2 separate regions of the Homo sapiens genome follow, and region 1 is linked to region 2. A link is a loop called in an ENCODE intact Hi-C map of the cell type or tissue named here. Cell type or tissue: ascending aorta. All regions are shown on one strand. Each heading gives the region's core, and the rest is flanking DNA. Links, peaks and the distances in the headings are about the cores only.

Region 1 (10,248 bases), core at 1,474-9,473, 150 kb after region 2:
AGACATTGTTAAATTCAGTCACTTCACAAAAACATGTAAAGTTGGACTCCAAATGCCAGAGGATCCATGGAATCTAACTGTTCTGCCTCTTCTCCCCTACATGAAGCTTCCTCAAGGGCAAGCATCTTGTCCTATTCATCTTTGCGTCACTGGGCCCAAGCACATAGTAGATAATCAACAAATCTTTATTGAATAGATGGGTTGTGGAAACTGACAGCCACAGATTAAACGCAGAAGAAGGCACTAGTGCACATGATCGGGACTGCTCACTTTATTTAACAAGAATCACCATAGTGATGAGAGATGTGTGAGGGAAACGGCACTGCGGTTGCCAACAGCAGCAGGCTGGGGCCAACGGGCTCCCGGAGGCAAAGCCTGGACCATTTCTGAATGAGGGGCTCATCATCGCCTAGAACTTTATGCTTTGTGTGTGTGGGGGGGGGTTCTTTTTGTAAAATTGTATTCATTTTAACAGCAAATGTTGAAAATGTTTCAATATGCATTCTCCCCTAAAATGTGTAGTTATAAGATAAGAGACTTGGTTTTCTTGCCATTTTTCCTTTGCTGATTAAAAAGAAGAAAAAATAAAAAAAAAAACAGGAAATGAAATCTGGTTTATATATAATTTGTCACACATGTAAGATATCCAACTTTGTAAGCACTCCAAGTTTTCATTAACTCTGCTAAAATATATTTACATTAAGAAATTTCCCAGCCCTAATGTCATTAGTTTCAAACTTCCAAACTCAGTTGTTTTGCTAAAAACGCAGATCAGGGCCAGATGGAGGAACAAGCACCCCTGATTGACCTCCCTCCGAACCAAAATCCCATAAATGACAGAAATATCTTCCTTAATTAGAAGTAGCACAAAAGGGAAAGAAAGGGGAAGGAAATGCATCATGTTCTGGGAATAAATCAGCAAGGTCACCAGCATCGCACAGCATTTGCCCCCAGTTGATATAGAAAGTGCGAATACTTGGTCCAGAGAAGAAAGACAGTCTCCCCAGGAATCACTGACTCCCTGTCCCTGAGAAGGACAGGGAACTCATGGCCAGGTGTGGTGGCTCACGCCTGTAATCCCAGCACTTTGGGAGGCCGAGGTGGGTGGATCATGAGGTCAGGAGATCAAGATCATCCTGGCTAACACAGTGAAACCCTGTGTTTACTAAAACAATACAAAAAAAATTAGCCGGGCATGGTGGCGGGTGCCTGTAGCCCCAGCTACTCGGGAGGCTGAGGCAAGAGAATGGCGTGAACCCAGGAGGCAGAGCTTGCAGTGAGCCGAGATTGCACCACTGCACTCCAGCCTGGGCAACAGAGAGAGACTCCGTCTCAAAATAAATTAATTAAATAAAGCGGGAGGCTGAGACAGTCACTTGAGGCTAGGAGTTCAAGACCAGCCTGGCCAACATGGCAAAACCCCTTATCTACTAAAAATACAAGAATTAGCCTGGCATGGTGGCGCACCTGTAATCCCAGCTACTTGGGAGGCTGAGGCAGGAGAATCACTTGAAGCCAGGAGGCGGAGGTTGCAGTGATCTGAGATCACCCCACTGCACTCTAGCTTGGATGACAAAGCAAGACTCCATCTCAAAAAAAAAAAAAAAGTAAAGTGGAATTTTAGAAATCTAGGCACATTGCAGCAAAATTTTGGAATACCAAGGAAAAAAGGAAAATCCTCATAGTTTTCTGACCGAGAGAATAGGTTGTCACAATAGAATGAAAGTCAGCTTGACATCAAGACTTATCATCAATCCCGAATCCTAAAAGATAGTAGAGCAATTTCTCTAACATTCCAAAGAAAAAACTATTCGTAATCTAGGATCCAAGACCCAGCCAATCTAGCCTTAAATTGGGGGTGCAAAATAAAGACATTTTCATGCATATATGGGTTCATCCCACCTATAAACTCCCCCCAAAGAATCTAAGAAAATAAAAGAGATCAACTACAGTAAGTGCTGGAGGGAGAAATAAAGACAGAGATGATGCACTAAACTGGTCTTAAAAATATGAAACTAAAGTCTCCAATGAGCTCAGTGTGGTAGGGAATTGGTCCCAGGCGGGCAGGAGCAGCGGCGAGAGAACGGCGATTAAATTCACATTCCCAGTGCGGGCAGGACTGTCCCAAAGCAAGAACAGAGCTTTCTGCAAATGATCCGGTCAGACCTGTCTCACTTCTGAAAACAACCTCATTGGGATTTCTAATAAACTGGACTGATTCACTAAATAATTGGACTAGCAAACCAAACCAGTTTTACCTTTTTTTTTTTTTTTTGAGACAGAATCTCGCTCTGTCGCCCAGGCTGGAGTGTAGTGGCATGATCTCAGCTCACTGCAAGCTCCGCCTCCCGGGTTCACGCCATTCTCCTGCCTCAGCCTCCCGAGTAGCTGGGTCTACAGGTGCCCGCCACCACGCCTGGCTAATTTTTTGTATTTTTAGTAGAGACAGGGCTTCACCGTGTTAGCCAGGATGGTCTCCATCTCCTGACCTTGTGATCTGCCCACCTCGGCCTCCCAAAGTGCTGGAATTACAGGCGTCAGCCACAAAGCTCTTTCTCTTAACTTACATTGTCAGGAAACTGGTAACATAGATTGAATGACCCGCCCCAGTTTTTCACCCACACTCACACCCTCGCCATAGCCTCCCTTTCCCACCCCTTGACTTTGGGCTTGGCCAAAGGGATGCCAGCAGGCATGACACAGCAAAACTGGAAATGTGTTTGTGGGGTTAGATGTGCCGTCTCTCAGGGCCCTGCCATCAGCCAGAGACGAAACTGCCCCTGCTGGTCCCAGGAAGAGGATGAGAGGCATGTGGAGCAGAGCTGCCCAGCCAACCCACAAACTCATGAGTAAGAAATAAATGATTATTACTGTTTGCCACTGAGATGTGGGGATGGTTTGTTACACAGCATAAGTGTGACAATAGCTAACTGATACTCAGAGGGCAAGTGCCACTGCAGCAAACATGAGGAGGAATTCCTGAGCCTTTATATTAAAGTGGCTGCTCTCACTAGAGACACGATTGGACTCTGGCTGGTGCGATGACTCACACCTGCAGTCCCAACACTTGGGAGGCCAAGAGCAGAGGATTGCTTGAGCCCAGGAGTTTGAAAGCAGGCTGGGCAATGGATCAAGACTCCATCTCTACAACAACAACAACAAAAACACAGTGTTTTGAACTGAAGGAGCCATACAAAGGATGTCATACAGATTTATTAAATTCAAAACCAGGCTGGGCACGGTGGCTCACACCTGTAATCCCAGCACTTTGGGAGGCAGAGGTGGGCGGATTACCCGAGGTCAGAAGTTCAAGACCAGCCTGGTCAACATGGTGAAACCCCGTCTCTACTAAAAATACAAAAATTAGTCAGGCGTGGTGGTGCACGCCTCTAATCCCAGCTACTTGGGAGGCTGAGGCAGGAGAATTGATTGAACCTAGGAGGTGGAAGTTGCAGTGAGTCAGGATTGCGCCACTGCACTCGAGCCTGGGCGACAAGAGCGAAAGTCAGTTAAAAAAAAATCCAGAAAAACTACTTTTCTGGAATGCAAATCAGAATAGTGGCTGCTTGGGGATTAGGGGACAAGGGAAGTTGAGTAGACTGTAAAGGGATTGGGGGGAATTTTCTACAATGGTGGCAATGTTTTCTGCCTTGATTGGGGTGTTGGCTACAGATAGATATTTGTAAAAAGCCATTGAATTATATATTTAAGATCTGTGTGTTTTACTAAACTATTCCTCAATTTTTCAATTAGCAATAATCACGCCTCGGATAAACCTCATTGGCTATGATACTGCCACTGCACAAAGCTATTCCTCAATTTTTAAAAACATGTCTGTATGGAGTGGATACCCAGACCAGGGTGAGGCTGAGGTGCAAACAGGCCTACCTGAGGTGCCGGGCAGCCTTCCAAGACTCCAAGACTAGGTGGGCTCTGGGCAGACAAAGCCTCCCTCTCACAAAAGGTCTGGGAACCCTTTTCAGGGGGCTCAGAGTCCGGCCACATCTCTAGGTTTTCTGACGTCCTAGACACACCATGAGAAAGAACTTTGACTGGGCTCTCAATCTGGTTGGTGACCTAGGATATGGGGCTCATACCCAGGACCAAGAACCCAGGGCTTCTATCCAGAGCCTAGGACTTGGGGCTTATACCCACGGCCTAAAACCTGGGGCATATACCCAGGGCCTAGGACACAGGTTTATGCCCAGGGCCTAGGACACAAGGCTAATACCTAGAAAGAACACAGAACTTACACCCAGGGCCTGGAACTCGGGGCTTATAACCAGGGCCTAGGACATGGGGCTTATACCCAGAGACTAGGACACAAGGCTTATAACCAGAAAGGACACAGAACTTATATTCAGGGCCTAGAACCCGGGGCTTATACCCAGGGATTAGGACATGGGGCTTATACCCAGAGCCTAGGACACAAGGCTTATACCCAGAAAGGACGTGGGGCTTATACTCAGAGCCTAGGACACAAGGTTTATACCCAGAGCCTAGGACATGGGGCTTATACTCAAAGCCTAGGACATGGGGCTTATACCCAGAGCCTAGGAAACACAAGGCTTATATGCAGAAAGGACACAGGGCTTATACCCGGAGCCTAGGACATGGGGTTTAACCCAAGGTCTAGGACACAAGATTTATACCCAGAGCCTAGGACAAGGGGCTGAGAACCAGAGAATAGGACACAAGGCTTATACCCAGAACCTAGGACAGAAGGTTTATACCCAGAGCCTAGGACACAAGGCTTGTATCCAGAGCCTAGGACCCGGGGCTTCTACCCAGAGCCTAGGACCCAGGCCTTACACCTAGAGCCTAGGAGGCGGGGCTTACACCCAGAGCCTAGAACCCGGGGCTTATACCCAGAGTCTAGGACCCTAGGCTTATACCCAGGGCCTAGGAAGCAAGGCTTATACCCAGAGCCTAGGACACAAGGTTTATATGCAGAACCTAGGACCCGGGGCTTATACCCAGAACCTAGGACACAAGGCTTATACCCAGAGGCTAGGACGCGGGGCTCATATTCAGAGCGTAGGACACAGAGCCTGTATTCAGAACACACTAACCTGGAAACAGATGCTCTGAAACACAACTAGGAGAAAACCTGGCAAATGTCAGTCGTGATTGTCTCTTGTCCCCATGCAATAGGATTACAAGTGTTTTCCTTTTCTTTGTTCTTGTTGGTTCCTTATAAATTTAAAATAAATGATTAACCTCAAAAGTATTTGTGGACATGTGATTACATATAGAAGAGTGATTGTTAAATATTCTTTCTCAGGATAGCTTTATACTCTGAAAATCTCCTGTGGACCCTAAGGAACTTTACGTGAATTGCATCTATCAATTTTACTGTAATACAGATTAAATTTGAGGAGGTTTTGAAATATTTACTTATTTTAAAATAGTAATGATTCCACAGTGTCTACATATTTCAAAACATCATGTTGTACACGTTAAATAATTTCATTTTCAATTAAAAATAAGCTTTAAAAAGAATTCAAATTGCTCAATTTTTTAAATTAAAAACAACAAACCCATTGTTGTATGTTAACAATAAATAATTTTGTATGGAAAGCAACAATATCTTCTGCAAAATTAGTGAGTTGCATTGCCGCTGGCAAATCTCTAGGTAGATGTCTGAGCTGATTCTCAGATCTGCTTTTGCCTTCAATCTGTTACAATGTCACACATCACAGCATCTCTGGAAAATTCCACTGTATACTCATGGGAGAATAAGAATGAAAAAAGGCAAATCACATCTTACCATTATTATGAAAATAGTTTTGGCTACACTTTGAGAACTACTAATATAGAGTATAATCACAACTGTATAAAAATAGGCAAATAAAATTTCTGAGTAAAAGTGTCATGGTGCCACCTCGTGTCATCTTTAATTATTGCAATGCCTGCTTACCGAACTTGTCTGTGCACACGTATCAGGTTGGTGCAAAAGTAATCACGGTTTTTGTCTGGGCATGGTGGCTCACGCCTGTAATCCCAGCACTTTGGGAAGCCGAGGTGTGCAGATCACCTGAGGTCAGGAGTTCAAGACCAGCCTGGCCAACATGGTGAAACCCCGTCTCTACTAAAAATACAAAAATTAGCCAGGAGTGGTGGCGCACACCTGTAATCCCAGCTACTGGGGAGGCTGAGGCAGGAGAATCACTTGAACCCCAGAGGCAGAGGCTGCGGTGAGCTGAGATCACCCCATTGCACTCCAGCCTGGGCGACAGAGTAAGACTGTGTCTCAAAAAAAAAAAGTAATCGCAGTTTTTGCTATTGAAAGTAATGGCAAAAGCTGCGATTACTTTTGCACCAACCTAATAGTATATGGGGTGTGTGTGCATAATATGGTTTGTGCATGCAGGCTGCGGACATGTGTGGAAGTATGTGTATCAGTGGTGTGTGTGCAAGTATGTGTGAATATGGTGTGTGCATGTAGTGTGGTGTAAATGTGTGTGCACGCAGTGTCTACATATGGCTTGTATGTGCCTGTATTGCGTGTGTTGTGGATGTGCATGCATGCAGTATGTGGCATATGTGTGTGTTCCTGTGGGCCATGTGTGCATGTGATGTGTACCTATGATGTGTATGTGTACACATGATGCACGTGTGTTTGTTGGTGATGCGGGTCATATATGTGCATGTGGTACATGTGTATCATGTGAATGTGGGGCCTTGTGTAGTGTGGTAGGTGGTATACGTGTGTATGTGTTACAGTCTGTGTTGTGTGTGCGTGCAGTGTGTGTTGCTGCGGTGCGTGTGCGTGTGCCTGTGCCTGTGTTACGTGTGGCATGTGTTGTAGGTCTGTTTGTGTGTGGGGGAGGTGGTGTGTGTTTAGGACTCACACATGGAAGAATGGAAGTAATATTTCACCCCCATCTGCATGCATGCCTGCTCTGTGCTTCCCTTAACATTCAGAAAACATATTTTAAGCTGCCCAGAAAGTATCAGGCAGGCCTGAGTCCCAAGAGACTTCCATTCATTCCTCTCCGACTTCATCCTGTCAGCCTCCTGAGCTAGGCATTGCCTCCTTTTCACAGACTGAGAGGCACAGTTGCTTGCTTCAACTAACAAGTAGTGGATCCAGGATTCAGACGTGGGTCTTCTGACCAAGGAGGAATTCAATCATCTTGTACTAATGTTATAAAAATTAGCAATAAATGTGAATGTAACATAACATGAATGTTATAAAAATCGTTTATATGGTAGGATCAAAAATGTGTAAAAAGGCAAACAGACTTCTGAATAAAAATAATAGGACAGCATCAGCGGGGCACCATCTCCGCTCCCTGACTGTTTCCATCTTGTGTTTGTGTGCATTCAGACCACGCACAGTTAGGAAGGCATTCACTAGTAATCAGCAGGACACCCTCTCCACTCCCTGACTGTTTCCATCGTGTGTTCGTGTGCATTCAGGCCATGTACACAGTTAGGAAGGCATTCACTAGTAATCACTGGGCACTGACTTTATGCCAAGTGCTGTGCAAGGTGCTTTCACATTCAAGTATAAAGGCGGCAAACACAAATTATCCGGCTCAAACATCACATGTGCAAAATGTAACTCATTATTTTTCATAACACAGTTTTAATTTCTGATTCCAATTTCTGAAAATGTAATCCAGTCCCTCTCAGAAAATTTCAGCCCCCAGCCCCATGTACGGTCACTCAGATCCTGCAGGTGGATTTAGACCAACCTGTCCTTCTCTCCCTTTCCTCAGAGTGGTGCCCTGGCATCAGGGAGAACGATGACTGGCCCCTGGCTCCCTAGCATCTGCCTGAGTAGCACATGATGGGCTGGCATCTGTGCCCACCAGCATCCACGGAAGTCCTCCGCAGGGATGGACTGTGCTTGGAGCCTGGGGCCCGGAGTCTGGGAAGGAGGAGGAGGAGGATGCTGATTCCAGAAAGACTTTGCCAAGCTCGCCTCCATCCTGGTCCCTTCCTCTCCCGCCAGCTAGGAGGGGGAAGCACTCGAGGTGCATGCTTTTGTGGCAGCTACACGTGCCCCTGGGGTTTATCAGTCCTCGCTCAAGAAACCCAGGGACACGTAGCTGCTCTCCCTCCCACCCCCTCTCCTCTAGCTCCTGGGTGCTGGGACCCTGCAGCCAGCAGACTTTCCTTCTCAGATGGACACTGCCTCACACGACCCAGCCTGGGGGCCCTCTCCTGGCCTGTGGACCTTATCTCCCAGCTCCCACCAACCTGCATTCTTCCCCACTCTTTTTTTATGTAGAAAAATGTTGAGACAGAGTCCTTCAGGATGTGTCTCTTGATGGCCAAAGCAAATCAAACACATCTTGATTTTCAAACTGGTATCTCCTCTGCTGTGAGCTCTTCAAATCCATTCGGAAACTCAGTTGGCTGCTGCTTCTTTCTGGCTGTGAGGTCTCATGGTCCACCTTTCCCTGGGCCAGGACAGAGCCTTGAAAAAGCCCACGGGGACCACAGTGAAAGTAAGAGCAGTAACTGACATGCAGGGAGATTGCTGGGGCTCAGTCCGACCCCAGGCACACCCGCAGAGCGCCCTGAGAAAAAGGCACGGGGCTTCTCCATAGGACAGCTCAGTGGCAAGGGCCTTGTTGGCCGACTCACCTGCCATTGCTTACCTGCCACTGCCTTCCCCGAGAGAGGGACTTGCCTCCTGCCTCATGCAGGCTGCCAAGAGCCTAGATCCTGACCAGCTCAGTCTGGAGGGGCCTCACCCCCAACAGAAGCAGGAAAAGCCAGGCCACCGAGAATAGAGGCCGGGTCTCAACAGAATCCCCTGGGGAGCTGGAACATATGCAGTCCTGGGCTCCACCTCAGAGATTTGAGTCAGGAGGTCTGGGGCAGGGCCTAAGAATCTGCATTTCCAACAGGCACCCAGGGGATGCCAGAATGCCATGGGTCCAAGACTACACTGAGCAGCACTGATGGGAAGGACATAGTAGCTTGAGCGGCAGGGACCCAAGCTAAGCATCAGAGCGGGGTTGGCCAGTGAAGAAACAAGACAGAATCAGAAAAAAAAAAACTGTAATGAGAAGAACCCTTAAAGAGATTGGTTTTTTCATATTGTTTCTTTGCAATATCTTCTTGACTCTCCTTAAGAGTTCTCGCTACAGTCATTTTTATTATAATTTTTATTTATTTTATATTATTGTATGTTATTTATTTTAAAAGACAGGATCTTACCCTGTTGCCCAGGCTAGAGTGCAGTGGCACGATCACAGCTCACCATAACCTCTAAGTCATGGGCTCAAGTGATCCTCCCATCTCAGCTTCCTGAATAGCTGGGACCACAGGCATGCGCCACCATGCCTGGTTAATTTTTTAGTGTTTTGTACAGATGGGGTTTAACTGTGTTGTCCAGGCTGGTCTCAAACTCCTGGCCTCAAGCAATGCTTCTCCCTCAGCCTCCCAAGGAGCTACAGGTCAGGCCAGGCTCCGCCCACGTGCAGGGCTCGTGGGGCCTCAGTTTCCCTCTTGGGCATCCCAGGTAGGCAGATCCAGAAGGCCTGGGCTAGGCCACTGCAGGGCAGTGCTGGGGGTGGGGATCTCTCCTGGCCTCCTGTCCCAGCTCCCTCTCCTCTTGAAACCCGGTGAAGTCCGTGCTCTTGTGCGTGTCTGCTGTTTACATTTCTCCCATGGATGTATTTGCCTTCGTTTGCATAAAAAATGCCACAGTCCTAATGAGTTTGCCCATCTGGCAGTGCAGGCCTCCTCTCTGGGCTCGGCTCCACTGAGAGCCTCGAGGGAGCCGTTATAATTGGGCCGCTCCCTTCCAGGATCGGGAAGGACTGTCCCGAGCAGGCTCATGGCTCACGACCTGGCCCAGGGCTCCACGGCAGGCTGGAGCGGGCTCCCTGAACTGTGGGTGTCGTGCCTGTGTGTCCATCAGCAGGGGCATCTGGGCCCACCCTGCCTTGGCCACCACCAAGGTAGGCATTTCACTGTACATTTCAAAATCAAATTGGGGCAGCCTCATGGCACCCCGTGGAACTTGTCCCAGGCTGGAAGGATTTGAATCCTGGAATATGGTGACACAGAACGTGTCCTTTGGAAACTCAGCTGTGGGCAGCGCCTGGCTGGGCTGTGTCAGACAGTGTGTCTTAGCCTCTCAGTGTCACTCTGACGACCCCACACTAAGCCCTCTCCCACCTGATGCTTCCAACCATGACATTTATCGCCCCCTCCCCTGGGCCAAGCAGGCTTGATCCTGGCCTCGGGAGACAGGGGTGAAGGGTTCAAGCCTTGTGGCAT
Region 2 (10,248 bases), core at 1,514-9,513:
CCCTGACCAGGTCACGGGGGCCTTGAATGCCAGGCCAGTGGGTTTGGATGTTTTTAAGAGCAGTAAGAACCACTGAGAGGTCTTAAGTGAAGGCGTGACATGAGTTGCTGCATGGTTTCTAAAAATCCCTCTGGCTGCAGAGTGGAGAAGGGTTGTCGGGGAGAGACCATGGGGCAGTGGGGGGTACAAGAGCAGAAAGCAGGGGTTGGCACCAGGCGTGGAGGGAAGCCGGGCCCTGAGAGAGCTCTAGAATTGGAGCTGGCTAGGGGAGGGCGATCCTGGAAGGGTGGGGTCTGGAGGAGAGTGGGGAGAGCCACGTGACTTGAGTATGGGGTCATCCAGGGAAGGGGGTTCCAGAGGCAGCCGAGCAGGCAAGCCTGGAGCCCAGGAGGACTTCTAAGCCCAACATGGGGTCTGGAGTCCAGGAGAAGGGTGGCCACAACCGTGTTCACCACCCTGCACAATTCTCCTCCCTTCTTGTATGATAGGCCCCTCTTCATTCCAGAGTTTGGGAGTCTGTCCCTCCCCCTCAGTCCCAAAGGTGGGCAGGAGACCTGGGCTAGGCCCGCATCACAGCCATGGGTTTGAAGATGGGCCTCCAATCCCTCCCCCAACTCTCACAGGTGTCACCCAGAGAGGAGGGCTTTCCATCTCAAAGGTTGCCTCCTTGGAAAACGAGTTGGGCCTGGAGCCGCTGGTGGGCCGGGGGTTGAGGGGTGGAGAGCAATTCTGAAATGAACACTGAGAGGCAGGGCTGAGAAATGGATAGCATGCTCTGAGCCCCTGGATTCAGCCAGGCCTGAAGCCAACACTCCTCAGGACCCCCAGATAATTGGGGCCATGCTGTCCCTTGTTTGTTTCATCCAATATGAGCAGGGGTTTCTGTCACTTAAACTGAGCAAGTCTTAAGGTGACAAGTATGGCGGAGGCTGAGACTGGCCTTAGCAGCTGTGTAGGCTGCTTGCAGCTGGGGCCCACAGGAGCCTCTGCTCCTACCTGGGGAGCCCCGACACCCTAGGGAACCCAGAGGTTCCTGCAGCCCCTCTTTAGTCTTCCTGACAACCTCTCATTGCGATCCAGGCAGTGCCAAGGTGGGGTGGGAGGAAGGAAGACCCTACCAGCGGCAGCTGCAAATCTCAGGTGCCCCTCACCCCACTGCACAGTCCCAGGACCCGCTCACACCTGCCTGATCTGCTCTAGCACCTGAGCCTGCTGGAGCCCAGTGTGTGGCCTCGAAGGCAGCAGCCTTGCTGGGAAAAATGAAACTCATCTCAATCCCTTAGGCCGGCTTCTGACTTCTCTCTGTGGCCTTTATGACTCTTAATGTCCAGCAAGACAGAGTGGGTGCCTGGCCCAGACAGCAGCCCCGCAGGGGAGCCCCAGCCTGAAAGGCAGCAGCCCTGGATTTCTTCTTGCCATGCAACCTTGGGTCTCTCTGAGCCTCAGCCACGCAGTGGGGCAGCCCTATCTCACAGGGTTGTGGGGTTCGCATCAAGCATCCAGGGAAGGGCATACACTTCCTCCTTTGGGCCCCAGGATTGGACCAGGCCTTGGAGGGCGGACCATCTCCACCGCCCAGCCCATGGAGGCTTCATCCACTGCTGCCCAGCCTGGCAGGAGAGGATCCCCGTGCTGCCCTGAGTGGGGAGGCAGAGGCGGGCAGGGTTGCTTCCATCCCACGGAAGTCCCAGCTGCAGTCCCCCACCAGTGAGGACTTAGGCCACCCATAGGAGCTGCAGCCCAGCGCAGGTCACGAGCCAGTCAAGGCCACTCAGCTCCCAGGCCTGCTCCCGGCTCCACTCACACTGACGATGGTCAAACCCACAATGAGAACGTCTCCAGGAGTCAAATAAGAAAGGTGGGAAATGTTGTAAAGAAATGCATTTTTAAAATTCTTTTTGTAGGCATGCAGGAAAAGGCAACAAAACATAGTGAGCATGGCCTTGGAATCAGATTTGTGTTCAAATACTGGCTTCGAAGCTTGAAGCAAGCTATCTCGACTTTTGGAGCCTCAGTTTATTCATCTGTAGAAGGGGGATGATGTCGGGATATGTTCCGTAGGGTGCTGTGAGGATTAAACAAGGCGAGGTGGCACAGGGGGCTCAGCTGAGAGCCTGGCACACAATGTTAATAGGAACACAGTCAACTGTCACTTACCATCATTACCTTTTACGCCAAAAGGCTTCTCACTGGGTTTTTAATGGGCATGTAAAAACCACGTGAAATTAGCACGCCTACCACGCTGCCCAGGAGATACTGGAAAACTCTTCCGCAGCAACGTGAGGCACAACACCACTCTGTGCAGCCTGTTTTGCTCATGCCTTGTGCAAAGGGACATTTTGCTGTGGATACTATGAATAACCCCTCGCTGTGGATATTATTATGAATAACTTCCGTCTAGTCACTCAACCTCCCAGAGCCTGAGTGCTCCACCTGTAACCAGGGATGAGATGCCTCCCCGACCAGGGCTCTGTGAGGACAAGAGGTGCCCTGTGTAAAGACCCAGGTCCTTAGCAAAGAAGCCTATCGTGGTGGCAGCAGAGGGGGATTTAACAGTAGGACAGACACATACGCAGCAACAAAGTCAGAAAAGGAAAGAAGAGGCCGGGCGCGGTGGCTGAGGCCTGTAATCCCAGCACTTTAGGAGGCCAAGATGGGCAGATCGCTTGAGGTCGGGAGTTTGAGACCAGCCTGATCAAAAGGAAAGAAAGAAAGAAAAAAAGGAAGGAAGGAAGGAAGGAAAGAGAAGAGAAGAGAAAGAGGACAAGCGAAAAGAAAAGAGGCTGGGCGCAGTGGCTCATGCCTGTAATCCCAGCACTTTAGGAGGCCGAGGCAGGCAGATCACAAGGTCAGGAGATTGAGACCACCCTGGCTAACACGGTGAAACACCGTCTCTACTAAAAATTAAAAAAAAAATAAAAAAAAATTAGCTGCACGTGGTGGCAGGCGCCTGTAGTCCCTGCTACTTGGGAGGCTGAGGCAGGAGAATGGCGTGAACCCGGAAGGCAGAGCGCTTGCAGTGAGCTGAGATCGCGCCACTGCACTCCAGCCTGGGTAATAGAGTGAGACTCCGTCTCAAAAAAAAAAAAAAAAAAGAAAACAGAACCAATGGTGCTGTCCCACTGTCCAAGGCCATTATTCAGTGACAGCATTCAATGCCGCTCAGGCAGGTCCCAGCTCCTCTTCCAACCCCAATATTCTTCCCAGCTCTGTCTGGTACATGGGACACTTCAGCAGGCCTGTCCTGCCCAGGCCAATCCACACCTGGTACCTCTGCACACGCTCCTCCCTCTGCCCGGGTTGCCAACCTGCGTCTTTTCCAGCTGGCCACTCATTCTTCCAGCCCCCATTCAAACAGCCCCCCAGGAGCACACTCTCCAAGTCCTGGCCAGAGTGTCCGTCAGCCACCCTGACGACAGGAGCCCTGGGTGGGTACCAGACCTGCCTCATTGCTGACCAGTACAGGGGATAAACATATGAGAAGGTGCTGGCTGAAAAATGAATCACCAAATGAACTGCTGAATGAATGAAACAGTGACAAGTCCTCCCCAAAATGCTCTCCATCAGGAATGCATAGTACACAGGTGTTGGCCCACCAACAGACTGCAACCCCATGTCAACTCCCACCACCTTACCTCACCCTAAGTCCGCAGCAAACATCTCCTTTCATTTAGGAAATTAACCTCCAGCGTAAAATGGGACACACCTCTGAGGCCCAGGATGTCCTCAGAGACAGTGGGCGATGTCAAGGGCTCACCATTTTAACCCAGCTCCTCCAGGGATATTTACAGTTGTTTGCAATATGGCCAAGTTCTAACTAAATCCAGCCAAAGGCAGTGATTTTCCAAAGCAACAAGTGATATTTTCTGTGTCTCCATAAAAAGAATGACAGTGGTTGCAGAGCCCTGGTGTAATTGCCGGCTCTGCAGACTGTAGGATGAGCCTCAGCTGCCCGAGTACGGGCGTGCTCAGGGGCCACGGGGGCTGGGAGAGTGGCCACTCACTCGGGGCAGGAGTTCCCTGAGTAGCAATTAGAGCGGAACCCATGGTGGGCGGCTTCAGATGTCTGGCCAGCACAGCCAGCCTGACCACCACACACCCAATCCAAAATAGAAAACTGCAGTGGCCTCTGCTGTGTGCCAGGCCCCGGGCAGCCGGACAGAGCACCGCCAATGTCAGCCTCCTCCCTCAGCATCGATCCAGGCTTCCTCTGAGGCCCCCTTGTGCTGAGCCACGGTCCCTCCTGCCCTCTCCAGGAAGCAGAGCTTCCCAGAGCTCCAGTCACAGGACTAGAGAGGCGCAGGCAGTCTCAAAAGGGATCCCCTAGCCTCTCTCTTGTCCTTCAGGCGCTGCCCCCAAAAGATCGAGCAGCTCATGGGCACTAGAGCCTTCATTTCCAAATGCACCCCTCAGCTCAAAATAGAGAAAACCAACTTTTCAAAGAACCAGCTGGAGTTCAACAGGAAACCACAGCAGAAAAACCAATGATTCCCGGTCAGCCAAGGGGCAGAGGGCTAACTGGGCATTTCAGCATCACTGCCAGCTCCCTGGGCTGGTATTACCCGCACGCAAGGAAACAGGAAGACTGACTGCCAGCCCATAAGTCCACCACACACATATCACGCCAGTATGCACAAGGACGGACACAAACTCAACAGATGCTCAACACACTGATGTGCAGAAACCCAGACACATACGTGCACAAGAGACACTGGCACACGCACATGTTCACACAGGTGCACGGGCACCCAGATGCAGGTACACACCAACGTTCCACAACACATGTGCACACACTCACAAAGGTACACACACATACACGGACCCACCCCCGGATGCAAGCCAGAGACCTGTTCAGGCAGGCAAAAGAGAGAGGCGCACGCTCCTGCCTGCTGAGCCTTTTGGAGACCCGGGCGCTCCCCATGCATAAATGGCCCCCTGCTCAGACCAGTCAAAACAACCTGCTTTCCAGCCAAGCCCTTCAGTTGGAGCACGAGGCTCACTAAAGCACGGGAAGGGCGCGGAAAGTCCTCAGCGCAGGCCTTGCCCTCCCAAGGGACTCCCAGGTAACCCTTTTCCAAAACCCAGGCGAGAGCAGCGGAGAGAAAGGAGCTAGAGAAGTGCGTACTCACCAGCCCATCGCAGTTGCTGAGCGCCACAGAGGAGGCTTCGGCTAGGCCGGCCACGTCTCCGACGTAGAGACAGCTCCCGAGCAGGGGCTCCACGCGGGTGGTGCCCTTCTCGCCCTGCCACTCCATAGTGGCCCCGGGCGCCACGAGGCGGGCGTTGGGCCGCAGCCGCAGGTGCAGGTCTCGGCCAAAGACCGTGACATTGTAGAAGAGGTGACTGCCAGGCTCCTCCTCGTTGCCTCCGGGGAAGCTCGGGGTCCGGACCGGGGCGGCCCTGCGGGCTCGTACCCCTGCTCTGGACGTAGCTGCCGACACCACGTGGGACACCAAGCGGCCCTGGGCGTCAGTGCGCACGGGCACCGCCAGGATGCGCTCCGCTCCGTGCCCCAGGGGCCCGCCTGCAACGGGAAGGGGCGTTAGATCGGCGGAGACCACGGAGCCCCAGTGCCTCAGAGACCCGCCGGCAAGCCACGCCCCCCCAGACCCCGCCCCACTGCGAAGGGAAGGGGCATTCCGCCAGGCGACCCCAGAAGCCAGCCTGCACCTCCCCGGCTTTCCTGCAACCGGGAAGGGGCGTTAACAGGGCCACCACTCCGGGGCTCCGCCACTCCCCAGCCGTTCCCTCCTCCGGAGACCTTGCCTGCCAAGAGCTCTGCCCCCTGCCCCGTTCAGGGTTGGGGCTCGGTGGGAACCTCCCCGTGCCCGAAGGGACGACCCCGTCAGAGAGTCCCCCGACCCTTGCACCTACCGTCCTTGGCAGGACGTGGAGCTGCTCGGAAGCCATTCCGGGTTGGCCCCCTTACCCGTGTGCCACGACCCCTCGGCGGGCCCCTGCCGCCCGAGTGCCCTCACCGCCAGCCTCCGGAGCGGCGGAGTCTCGGCTTCCCCGAGCACGAGCGGCCTGTCCTGCCTGTCCAGCTCCCGCTCAGCCCGCTGCCGGCCCCGTCTCCCCGAGCGCCCGAGGACTGGGAGGGGTGGAACAGGGTCCCTCCGATCTCCGGGGATTCCCTGCGGGGCGCCCCAACCAATCCTTAGGGCCCAAGGCTACGCGCTCGGCAGCCGGCTCCTCCGGAGCGTCCCCGGACGCGAGCCCCGGCGCCGCCTCGCCCTGGCTCCCCCCTCGGACCCGCTGGGGCTGACTCTGCGCTCTTGGCCGCGGGGCTTTTCCCGGCCCTCCGTCCCCACCCTCCGCGACTCAGGAGCCGCCAGTGCTCCGAGGCTCCCCCGGCCCAAGGCGCTCGGGGGCGGTGCGGGGCGCCCCCTGCGCGACCAACCCGGCCCCGAAGTTGGCCAACTTGGCCCCGGGCGGGGCGCGCGGAGTTTGCCCAAGTCAGGCTGGACGACGCCTGGGGAGGGGGCGGCGGGGCACGCGGGACAGGGCCAGGCCGGCGGGGGTCCCGGGGAGTAGGGGCCGGGCCGCACCTACCTGGGGGGTCGGCGGCGGCGGCGAGCCTGGCGTTCGCGGGCGGCGGCGGCGGCGGCAGGAGCGGCGGCGGCAGCAGCAGCAGCAGCAGCAGCAGCGCGGGGCAGAGCAGGCGGCGAGCGGCTCCCGCCGGCGGATCCATGGCAGCCGGACTGCAGCCGGGGCCCCGCACTCGCAGCCGGCGCGAAAGTTCCCCGCGAGCCGCCCAGCCCACATCTGGGGGCAGCTGGAGCCGCCCGCAGCTGCAGCACCGCAGGGCGCGGGGCGGAGGAGGCGAGGCGCGGAGGGGCGGGCGGGGGAGCGCGGAGGGAAGGCGGGGAGAGGGAAGGAGCGAGCGAGCGAGGGAGGCAGGCGGGAGGGAGGGAGGCGAGCGAGGGGGAGGGCGGGGACGGCGGGCGCCTCAGCCTGCGGTGACCCGGCGCATCTTGGCGCGGCCGCCGCCGCCGCCCGCTTCCCTCTTCGCGCCGCCGTCGCCGCGGTGCCGGGCTCGCAGCGAAGCAGAGACACCCCGAGGCGGCGGCAGAGAAGCGCCGCGGGCCGGGCCGGGGGAGCCCCGCCGCCAGCCACCCCAGGGGCACAACCTCCGAGGAGCGGCGCCGGCCGAACGTCCCCACCTAGAGAGCCCTTGGGGTGCCGGGTCCCACCCATCAGCCCTGGAATTCAAGGGGTGCATCCCCCTGTCTCTGTGCTCTGGGGCAGGACAGGGTGAGGGAATGAAAGGGGAGGGGGGACTGACTACTGGGTCCAAGGTCTGAGCCAGGCCGAATGCCCAAATAGAGGCCGCAAAGGCCAGAAGATGCTGTTAGGAGGGTACACCCAGGGCGCGACCCCAAAGATCAACTTTTGCCCTTACTGAGAGAGGCAAGGCTCCTTCAGTCCCCAGTTCCTCTTCCTCTGAAGTCCCTGTCCCCTGTCCCCCATCTGCCTTCCCATCCCTCCGCTGCAGCCTCAGCACAGCCTCTTCCTGCCAGACCTGGGCTCTCTGCCCATGAGCACAGTCAGGCTCCTGCCCTCACCTGTCCTCAACCCCACGTATGCATTCTGTCCTCCCGCCATTGCACTCCCGGCCCCCAACCTGAAATGGCCTCTCCAAGCTCTGCCTACCTTTTCCACCCAAGCATCCAAGGACACCTGGGCCCATTCTGGGGCCAGTTTGCTGTTAGAGCCCGTTGCCAACCGGAACCCCTCCCCAGTCCCTCCTCTCCAGCAAGGCCCTGATCCTCCCATGCTGTCTGAGCTCAGCGGCCTCTCTCCAGGGCCTGCCTGAGAGCCCCCTCTCAGGCTGTTGATCATCTCTGCCCTGGGACCCCCAATTTCTGCCTCACTTCCCCAGAGGGTGAACACCCACCCCTTTGATTTTCTCATTTGCCCTGCCCCAGGTCTGTGTGGCCAGGGCTTTGGTCTTTGCTTTGGCCAGGGGCAGAGGACCCGGAGATGACTCAGGCCTCTCCCTGCTGGCCAGGAGGTCCCAGTCGTTGGGGGAAACACGACTTACACAGCAGGCTCTAACTGTGATCTCACGTCCTTGGTTCTTTCGATTGTGGGTCCTGGGTGTGAGAGCATCGCAGCTGGACAGCCATCTTCACCTGCAAGCTGTACTCTTTCTGTGTCACCTAAGGGTGCCCGAGGCTGGATCCAGCTCCCAGGCATGGTGAGATGTCACATGGAAATTTAGATTGGTAACTTTTCTTGAGATATTGGAAGATGTGGCCACGCTAGCCCCACAGTCCTGCTTAGCAACCATTAAATGGGCACTTACCTTGCAGTTTGTGGCAGGTCCCGCCTCTCCTCACTCTCTGTAGGCATCTGCTCTCGTGACCTGTGATGACCCAACTGGTTCCAGAGAAAGTTGGAACTGGAATCCTAGTATACCACAGAGATGACTCCAGAGCTGGGCATCCAGGAGGACTTCCTGTAAGAGGTGGCATGAGTTGAATTGTGAAGGCTGGGGGAGCTAGGCAGCCCAGAGTTGGGTCCAGCCAGTTGCTGTCCTGGAACCCATGACGCATTCCTCCTGTGGTTGTCAGCGCTTCCATCCTCTTCGAAACACGAGTGAAACCCAACCAGCAGCCGCCCCTACTTCAAGGGGCATGTTCTGCACCTTCCTGCCGTGTCTATGGTTGGGTATTTCTTTACACAGCGCCTAAAACTTTTTTCAATTTTTTAAAGGATACTTTAAATCACTACTATAAATGGAAAAGCCAGCATCTCACCATGTTTCCATAAATCAAAGATAATTGCTAAAAATAAATACAACAAGAAGAGAAATGTTATCAAATTCCAGATACTTTGACCTGCTAAAGATACCGAAGGCTGAAGCTGATTAGTAAGTGTTACAAAAGCCTTAAGATGGACTAGCACAGAGGTCGTTGTTCTGATGTGATTGGAAGGATGAAAGGAGGCCTGAAAAGGAGTAACTCTGACTTTATGAGTTGATGGCATCTTCTAACAGGTTCACAGAGCTAAATTATTTTGTATACTTTGGGATACTTGCTTTGGGATATTTTTGGGGGAAAGAATTTGTCTCCTGGACACTGAATAACCCCAGGCAGCTGATTCTTCCCACATCACCCGTGCCCCTGCCACCAGGGATGAGTTGGGGATGGAGCAGCACCCTTGCCTGGCCCTTCCTTTAGTGCCCCCACTGTCACCCACCAGGGTGGTGGATGAACAAGGCTCACATGCACCTAACTTCACAGTTAAACCCTCAGGGAGGTGGAGGAGACTTGCAGACACATCCCAGCCCGTGATCATTTGTCCTCCACTCAGAAACAAACAGAAAAACAAAAAACAACCAAAGAACAACAACAAAAATCTTGCTACTTCTTCAAACCTCCATGATTCAAATCTTGCCTCTCCCCCCTTACTGGTGTTTGCCTCTTTCTCTGGTCCCCCTTTTCCTCTTCCAGGTAAAATACGGGACATAGAAGTCCCCAGTGGCTCTCTGCTCCTCTGCATGTTCAGTCTAGGTCCCAACGACAAAAACTAAGGGCCACTGGGCCAACGCCGCCGGATGTGTTGTTGAGCACATGCCACGTGCGTTCGTTTCTACTGGAGCCTGAATGTCTTCAGGTCTGGCTGTGCTCTCCAGCTTACCGCAGTCCTCACCACCCCCTGTTGCCCTACACCTGCCTATTGCTCGTGATTGTCAGCACCATGATCCCTGAAAACCTGGAGTTGTCACCCTCACCGAGAAGCCCAGTGTTTGTAGGGAGGAGTGAGGACAAGTCAGCGTCAGCTCGGGCCTTACACACCCAACCCCCTTAAAATCTTCCCAAAGTTGTGTGGTGCAGAAAGAGGTGAGGACCTTTCCGGGTCATCTTGGGTGCCACGAGTCACCCCACATCCCTGGCAGAAGAAACACTAAGGAGGAGGAATGTTTGTTGCCCACCACAGCTCTCAGTGGGTGGGTGCCCTGCCTTGCCCTGAGAGGAGGGTCGGGCTCCCTGGTCTGGCTCAGGCTTCCAGGTCACATTTGTCAGCACAGACTTCATTAAAGACAGGAGCCCATTTGAGAGCCACTGCTGTCTCCTAATGTCTGCACAGAAACCAGCCCCTGAGAAGGTCTCCTGCCCTTTGACAAAGTCACCTTTCTTGGCACAACCTGCCAAGCAGATGGAGGCAGTGAGGTTTCAGTGCCCTCCCTAATGACAAACAAGCTCTTAGGGGCTGTGGGAAAGGAGCTGGACTCTTTTAGTC

Evidence for each region. Hi-C counts contacts between places; a loop is a spot of excess contacts. Peaks named below come from ENCODE experiments on the same cell type or tissue, not always from the same donor. Only the 100,000 strongest peaks of a DNase experiment are listed, where the experiment ranks them.
Region 1: it touches region 2 in a loop (2.6-fold over the local background); 20 of 110 quality-filtered maps call a loop at or near these places.

Annotation. Positions count from the first base shown.
Region 1 is chr5:179,488,348-179,498,595 of GRCh38, forward strand. LOC124901224 (U4 spliceosomal RNA) reads right to left here and starts at 3,810; the gene lies at 3,668-3,810. RefSeq lists an enhancer at 7,772-7,821. In ascending aorta, for the core only: a CTCF peak has its summit at 5,891 (motif pointing left); a DNase peak (open chromatin) is centred at 5,914.
Region 2 is chr5:179,338,638-179,348,885 of GRCh38, forward strand. It overlaps ADAMTS2 (ADAM metallopeptidase with thrombospondin type 1 motif 2), which reads right to left and starts at 6,824. Exons shown (of 22, transcript NM_014244.5): 1 at 6,553-6,824; 2 at 5,130-5,524. The coding sequence starts at 6,691. It overlaps LOC105377759 (a long non-coding RNA gene), which reads right to left. Exons shown (of 3, transcript XR_941311.3): 2 at 8,309-8,461; 3 at 7,724-8,142. In ascending aorta, for the core only: CTCF peaks have their summits at 4,239 (motif pointing left), 5,507, 5,707 and 7,045; DNase peaks (open chromatin) are centred at 5,526, 6,904 and 7,523; H3K4me3 peaks cover 3,493 bases; H3K27ac peaks cover 1,898 bases.